Regions from separate parts of the Mus musculus genome. Here region 1 is linked to region 2. Evidence: chromatin loops called from intact Hi-C (ENCODE). Cell type or tissue: heart. All regions are shown on one strand.

Region 1 (4,000 bases), 66 kb before region 2:
CCTCCATGATCATGTCACTTTAGCAGGGGCTGTCACACTCTCATGCTGGTTTATTTGAACTTGTCTTATGTCAGGTGAGTCACTGTGGCTGAGGCAAGCCAAATGTTCCCTCTCCCCTACTGGTTCCTTCTCAGGGTAGGATAATTTTGCAGATGGATAACAGTCCTTGATCTTGAAGCGGCCTTTGAAAGTTAGACATGAGCTTCTTGGCTTAGACAACACAGCCAGACTCCAACATCAGTCCCCAAATAAGGAGCCACGAAGTCCCCATCCAACAGTGACTTCCTTCCTTCTAGGACTAGATCCTTCCACATGTTTAGCAGAGGCATAGATTTCTCCAGGGGACACGGTAACCTTGGGCTTTCTGTCGTGGCTGGCTTTGTTATGTTATTTTTTAAGGCATGATGGCTTGGATTGGCTCAGCTGGACTTCGTCATCTTCTGCTGCTGTCTTATAATTCATGTTATGAAAGCTTGGGTTAAGTGTTTCAGATGAGGAGCGTAATCAAAAAGAAACAGGATTAGGACAATGCTGTGCCCTTCCCAGAGTAGATGGTCTGATGGAAAATGGGTACACTGTTTCAAAACTGACAAACAACTGTGTATGCCAGGTGGGTGGGCAGGAGATAAGCCGAAGGCCATGGAAGCCTTGGCAAATACATTAATCAGAAGAGCCTCACTGAAGTAACAAATATCATCAATTAGTGGAGCCTTCACAAGAGAAATGTTTATAGGTTGCTCCTATCGCAACTCAGGTGCATTATTGGGATGCCAGAGGGGTAACGTGGGTTCAAGGCTCCTGCTTTGCAACTGCACTGCCCACTTGGGTCTTAATGGCTTTGTCTGGATGCTCTTTAGTTTACAGATACAGAACAAGAAAGGGTGTGGGAGGTTGCAACCAAGTTTTAGAGCACAGGTAGAGAATTGGCTCCTAGCTTCCCACATCAGTCCATGGCCTTGTCTCCTCCAGGAAACTGGAGTGGAGTTTAGCTGGGAGCCCAGAATGTTTGGTGGATCTCAGTAGGACATTTGCTACAAGATGCTGTTTACCCACCTGGAAAGGTCAGGGAAGGCACAAGGCTAATGTGGAAGAAGTAGGGTACTGTGTGCATGATGACCAAGAGCCATCATGAAAAGGAAGCAGGGATAGTATGAGTTGGGCCTTCATATAGAACTGTGCTCTAGCCCTCAGTTTGTAATGGTACGACCTGGCTCTGGCCTGCAGAGTCCAAGGTTGTACCATTTGCCCTGAGATCTCGTCCCCTTTTTGAGATGTTATCTTAGTTTGGGTTTTACTGAAGTGAACAGACACCATGACCAAGGCAACTCTTATAAGGACAACATTGAATTGGGTTACAGGTTCAAAGGTCTAGTCCGTTATTATTATGACAGGAAGCATGGCAGCATGCAAGCAGGCATGGTGCAGGAGGAGCTGAGAGTTCTACATCTTCATCTGAAGGCTGCTAGTGGAAGACTGACTTCCAGGCAGCTCAGATGAGGGAGGGTCTTAAGCCCACACACACAGTGACACACCTACACGAACAACGCCACACCTCCTAATGTTGCCACTCCCTGGACCAAGCTTATACAAACCATCACATATGTTGTCTGGGAGTGTGTCTTTCACTATCACTGCAAGTCCCATTAGGATTCTCTCTGTCCTGAAAAGTTTGATTCCTTTCTGTTCTTGGATTGTTCCTTCTCCTGGATGTATTTTTAAAAAATATTTTTATGAATTCTTTGTGAATTTTATTTTTATCATATGTATCTCTAGGTCTCCCTCTTATCTCCTTTCAGACCCTCTCCCACCTCCCCACCTTTCACTTTGTGCCCGCCCCCCTTTTTCTAAAAATGTAGCAGCTCATCGAGTCTAGTTTGTGCCATTTGTGTGCTTCTGGGTGACGGGTCACTCACTAGAGCACTACCAACCGGCCAGGGGCAATGCCTTTGAAGAAGAAATGGCTCTCCCTCCCCAGAAGCCATAGTATTCATACCTCCTCGGTCAGGTCCGTTCCCACTCCGTGCTGGGAGGCTGACTGGCTTACTCTTGTGCAGGTCTTGTGCAAGCGGCCACAGCTGCTGTGCTTTCGTGGGTGCCGAGGTCCTGCCATGCGCAGAGGACACAGTTTTGCTGTTGTCCTTCCTATCCTCTGGCTTGTGCAGTCTTTGCACCTAATGTCCCGAGTTGGTTGGGCTGGCGTGTGATAAAATGTCCCATCTGCGGCTGACCTCTCCACGGTCTTTTTTTTTTTTCTTCACACTATTTCTTTTTTTTCCTCCACATGCTTTTAATGAATTATTTTGTAGTCTCTGGCCTTCTCCCTTTTATCGTCCCTCCTATGACTGTTTTCATATACTTCCCCAATGTGAACTCTGTGTATCAGTGACCAGAGGAATTTGGGACTTTACTGGTTTGAACTGCCCACCAGCAGATGTTCCCTCTGCTGCATTATCCCACGTCGGAACATTCATCCCCAGGGACCTGACCTGCTATGGAAAACTTGAGGGAGGAGCCTCTGGGCTCACCAACCCCAACAGTGTTCTTCAGGATTGACCCTGCAGCCTTATTTTTACACTGGAGAATCTGCAAATTCCATCACCGGAGAAAATAGAAACGTTGTCCAAGTTAAGGGCTTTTGAGGACACTGGGGGCACTTTATTCCCAAGAGCGGACACTGACTTGGATATGTGTTTGGTTCTGATGGGATCTGGGAAAAAGGTTTCAGTCACTAACATAGAGAATGTGTTATAATACAGTTTCTGAAATAAAACAAATGTTTCCCTGAATGGAAGAGAAGTGTGTGTGAGTGTGTGTCTGTGTCTGTGTGTGTGGTGTTTAAGATCTCTGATAAGAACAGCCAGAGTACAATGACCATTCATCATCATTATGTGCACTGTGACAGTTGTTCTGCACACCTCTGTCCTTTGGTTCATTCAGGTGACACATGGCAAGGAGGAGGTGCTCTTAGCCTCCTGAGTCCTCAAAGAGGTCACAGAATCTGCCCTGTCGCATACGTGGAGGGCAGAGAGCTAGGGATAGTCCTAGGACCTCACCACATGCTTCCATTTAGAAGTAGTCACTTATAACAAAGAAATCCTATTTTTCAACCCATACAGCGGACATTTCTGCTGTGATACAGGTAGGTGGCTTAAAAGTGCCTACAGACTTTTCAGGCTCCATATCCATGATCCAGAGTTCCTATATGGGATGTGTGTGTGTGTGATATTATTGTCACAAGAAAAGCAAAATCTCTATTGAAATACCATGTATTGGTATTGGACAAATTTAACAAGATTAAGCAAGCATTCCTGTGAGAAACTGGGGTGGGTGACGGCGAGGGTGAGAGGACAGAATCTTCAATAAAACACAGTCATGAATTTCCTTGACTTTTTAAGGAAGCCACAAAATAGTACAGTTTTGAGTATATACTCTGTCCTGTGTGCTTAGGACAGGAATGTCTGAATTGATGGGGTCTTCCTGCTGGCAGTCTGGGCCTGGAAAGGGACTGTAATAATTAGTAAGACTAGGCTTTCACTTGATTTCTACATCACCAGGAAGACCCAACCCTGGGAAGAAAGAGACTTCTAAACATGTGTGGTCCGAGCTCTTGGAGCACCAACTCTGAGTCCGTGGCCACCAAGAGCACCGTTCCTGCTGTGTCTTACAGGGCTAGGCTTGGCCGAACAGGGCATGCTTCAGGAATGCCTAACTTAGGAGGAGGATCTGCTGGCCTCTCCCAATAACTTTGACTTTAGCAGTTTCGGTGACATTTGTCTTGTGACACTCTGTGCTTGAAGGGGACAAGGCCGGCTGCTTTACTCAGTACACCTGGACCAGGGATCTGGAGCTTTCTGAAGGTTTAGAAAACCCTCTTGTCTCTCTCATTTGGGTCCCTGCAATCTGTCAGCTCGGTCCCTTCTCCTCTTTCTCCTTCTCTTCCTCCCCCTCCCCCTCCCCTTCCTCCCCCTCCCCCTCCCCTTCCTCCCCCTCCCCATCCCCT
Region 2 (4,000 bases):
TCAGAAGAGCTAAGATTCCTCCTCCATCCTGTCCCACCCAGCCCACGTGATGTAAGCCAGTCTGTCTTACAAGTTCACCAGAGCAGGGTTCTTATTTAGGGAACCTCATTAGCATCAACCAGAGCCTGACACAGTAGATGTTGAAAACCAATAAATGTTGGTTAGCAGCACGCTGTGTTGAGCCTGCCTTTCAGACTTTATGGGGATCCAGTTTGCCCAGGGAATCTGGTTAAAATGTAGATTTTGGGCTCATCAGATCCAGAATGGGGATCCAGGATGTCACGTTTAGAGCTAGCTCCCAATGGAGGATGCTGTCACCAATCTTGTCTTCTACTTCTAGTGGAAAGATCCCAGGACGTACAAAACCAAGTCAAGCAGGACCCATTCTGCTAAGCGGGATGCTGTGGCTAAGCTTGCCGGCAGACCCTAGACCTGGGCCTCGTGGTTGGGAGTGGGGTGGGGATGAGCCTGGCATCCCTGGCTTTCTCCACATCTGTGGCACCAAAAGGAACATTTGAAATAGAGGCCTACCAGGTAGTAGTTCCCAGCCTCCTCTGGGGCTGGGTTTCTAGAACAGGCTCTCAGCCCTGGCCTTAGGGAATGTTGCCTGAGGGACCTGGAGACCATGCTGTTCAGCTGTTTGAGCTGTGATTGAGGGCAGCAAGCTGCATAGGAGGACCAAAAATGAAGAAAAAAAAATTTTTTTGGTAAACATTTGTTCCTATGGGGAAAAAAACCTGAATTCTCAAAAATGGATTTTTTTTTTAAATCAGGAACTGAGTTACTGGAATTTTTCTGAATTAGAAGCCAAACAAAAAGTTTTGTGTGGTTTTTAGTTACACAAGAGACTGCTGCCAGGATGGAATGAATGAGAAGAGCTGCCGAAAGAACAGTCAGCAAGAAGGCATGGGGACCTTAGGGTGGTGTGAGGAGCACCTGGGTGCCCAGTCCATGTGTAGGCTGCGACTGCCAGTATTCCAGGGACAGACCCATGCACCCATCTTCTTGCCGGGATCAAAAGGAAAAATTAATTGTGAGGCTTGCTTGTGTCAGACATGTACACATGCAAGCCATTATCGTTGCTTTGTAAATGACCATAATTTAGGTCTTGGCCCTCTAGGGGGTCCTGTTTTATTTGCCCGCCTGTCTGTCTGAGCTCCATGCAGCCATAAAAAGTTCAACTTTACTTTTGTGTTAGCCTGCAGCTGAGCCATAATTAGCATCCTTGGGCGATCCCCCCAACTTCATGTTTCTCAGGGTATAGCTTCCTTCTAGCCGTCTTCCTTACCCACAGCACGGTCTCCTGAGTTTTCCAGACTGTTCTCTGGTAAGATCTCTCCAGTCTCCTGCCAGCCTGGCTTCTCTCTAGGTCCCCTGCAAGGCAATAGCCACTAATTGATAGCAGAAGCTTGCTCTCTGTCCCCATTCCCTCTCTAGCAACCGCCTCTACCCCTCCAGTCCACCTAAGTATGCTTACCCAGCGGGAGCTTCGTGAAGACCCTAGGACTTGGATGGGGCTTGGATGGCTCAAACCTTTTCTCCAATATCACCACAAAGCCAGCCAAGATGAGCTGCCATGGAAGATTTACAGTGGACAAACACTACACCTAAATCTTTCTGACCCCCCTCCCCAAAAGCAGTTGGTTTTACCAGCACCAGGCTGGTTGGACCCACTTAGGAAGGAAGGAAAGGCAGGGTGGTCCAGGGCCTGAACGCCAAGGAAACCGTCACCATCTTTCTGACGGCTTGTGCTGGCAGTATATAGGATCTTCTTGGACATCTCACTCCTGGCAGTTCCCTCCCCCAGGTGGCTTGACCCAGTTCTAGGAGAGGCTGTGTTCTGGGGCTTCAGTGAAATACCTAAAGCGAGACTTCCACTGTCTTCCCAGCCCCCAGCTTCCTTCTCGCTCTTCTGTTTGGAACTCTTGGGTGTCATTATTTCTGCTCGTTTCTTGACCTGTTGCTTGTGTGTGCCTTCCAGGCAGGCCTTTTGCTGGAGGATGAGAAGTATGAACTTTGGAGTCCCAAGAATACCACAGTGGGGGAGAAGGGGTCAGTCTTTTCCCACTGGGGCTGGGGTGTGGCTTTGAAACTGCGCCGTGTTTCAGGATTTCGTGTGTTTAAACCATCACCTTTTAGGGCTCCAGCTGCCTCCTTTTATAACCAGAAGGCAGAGGCCTGCAGAGGTCTTCAGTGTCTGGGCTCTAGCTTAAGCTAACATCTCGATGAATCCCTGCTGAAGGCTAGAGTAAGAATGACCATTTACCAAGAGCTGGGCCCTTGACATTTGTACTTAGCCATTTCTGGTTTTGCATGTCCTTTGTCACCACAGAAAGCCTTGGCACCAGGCTAGCCTGTCTGCCTTTGCCTTTAGAACTGGAGTCAAAGCTCACCTAGACCAGCAGGATTGGCTGGCTGTTTGCATGGGGATGGAGCACAAAATAGGAACCTCCTGCTCTTTGGTAAAGGTCAGGGGATGCCCTGCGTTCTGGTATTAATGGAAGAGAATTCTTTTGAGTGAATCGAACAGATGAGAAGATGCCAGAAGCAGGATGGCAGATAAGAAGGACCCCTGTGAGCCTTCATCAGTGATGGGAGGCTGTTGACACAGCAGTCTCTCTGGCTTCGAGGTGGATTTTCTCAGAGTGGCCAGAATCGGGTGTCACAGTCTTTGACCTATGAGCTCCCTAGCAGGTGGCGGGTGGCAAGTGCACAGAAGAGTTACCTAACTCTCAAAATCCACAGAGCAGCTCTTTTCTGAAAGCATTGCCCAGGGGTGGTCTTGATTTCTTTGTTGTGCTTTCTTTCACTAAAGGACTAAAGGACGGGACAGCGGATAGTGTATTGCTGCTCAGTTCCTTAAGAATGTACTGTGGCTAGCATTTGCCAACAAATGTTGATAGTGAATTTCCCTTATACCTCTGTCCTAAGGGCTTGACAATCCCAGTGGGACATTAAGCAGATTTAAAATTCTTGTTTTCTGGGGAGAAAATTCAAAGTTGTGGGGGGCGGGGTCAGGGTCATATAAGCAATTTGAATGCTGTATGGTTGACCAGTATACAAAGGAGACACCAGGATACAGATGCAGGGAGTGCTACAGGAGCCTCCCCCATCCCCCCACCCCCTCCGTGGCAGCCCTCCTGCCTCAGCTGGGGACACAGGTGTGGACACTATTGGTGGCTTGATTTCCTGGTTCTTTTTACTCCTTTCTCCCTTCTTCCCCAGGAATGCTCTAGGGTGGGGAGAATCTGAGAATGGATCCCCTTCTCGCTTGGCTTCTTCAGGGGAGAGAAAGAGCCAAGAACCGAGTCAACCTCTTACATTAGGACTGCGATCCAAACATCTGTGCTTTCACGGTTGTCTCTGAGGTAGTTCTGTGCAGAATACACTTCCACAGAAACTTTGCACTAGAAATGAATGTGACTTGTTTGTCCCTGGGATTTAGGAAGATTGAGTCCACAGAGCCAGCACCCTGAGTGGTTGCTTTGTCCCCTATGGTCCCCCTTTGGTCTTACCATGAAAAGCTTGGTAATTCAATGGCCAGGTGCTATTGACAGCGACCCTGTGGGATTTTTTTTTTACATTAATATTTCTGATCTGTGGTCAGGCCCTATAACCATCCAGGCTCTTTAAACAAGAATTACCAGACCCTCTGTCTGATTTGGACCATCTGGCTTCGGGTCACCTGTAGCGTTCATTGGCCACAGGTTCTTGGTGGCTCTGGGCATAGCTGGATAGTCCGCGTTTCTAACCAGCTTGTGATCAGGCCGAGCGGCTGGACTCAGATCACACTGCTTGACTAAGTTGGACTCTCCACAGACATGACCTGGGCATCAAGAATCTCTTTAAATTCCCCTGTGACTCCAGTGACCACCTGTTGCTAAAAAACCATTTCAAATCACCAACTGATCACCTCGTCTGGTATGCATTCTGTGGTCTTGTTGTTCAGGGTCTGTGTTGTGAGTGACAGGACCTCTAGAAGTTCCATTGCTCATGAGAG

The links. Hi-C counts contacts between places; a loop is a spot of excess contacts. Peaks named below come from ENCODE experiments on the same cell type or tissue, not always from the same donor. Only the 100,000 strongest peaks of a DNase experiment are listed, where the experiment ranks them.
Region 1: a loop joins it to region 2, with 2.3 times the contacts of the local background. A loop is called at or near these places in 2 of 42 quality-filtered maps.

What each region holds. Positions count from the first base shown.
Region 1 is chr6:118,991,099-118,995,098 of GRCm38, reverse strand. All of the region lies in intron 3 of Cacna1c (calcium channel, voltage-dependent, L type, alpha 1C subunit), which reads left to right. Gm50599 (a long non-coding RNA gene) reads left to right here. Exons shown (of 2, transcript XR_001785462.2): 2 at 1-4,000. Among named protein-coding and RNA genes, the nearest start is that of Gm50599, 22 kb to the left of the region's middle. In heart, no CTCF peak of the experiment used is centred here; a DNase peak (open chromatin) is centred at 2,498.
Region 2 is chr6:118,925,170-118,929,169 of GRCm38, reverse strand. The region is part of intron 3 of Cacna1c (calcium channel, voltage-dependent, L type, alpha 1C subunit); the gene reads left to right. Among named protein-coding and RNA genes, the nearest start is that of 4931430N09Rik, 47 kb to the right of the region's middle. In heart, no CTCF peak of the experiment used is centred here; no DNase peak of the experiment used is centred here.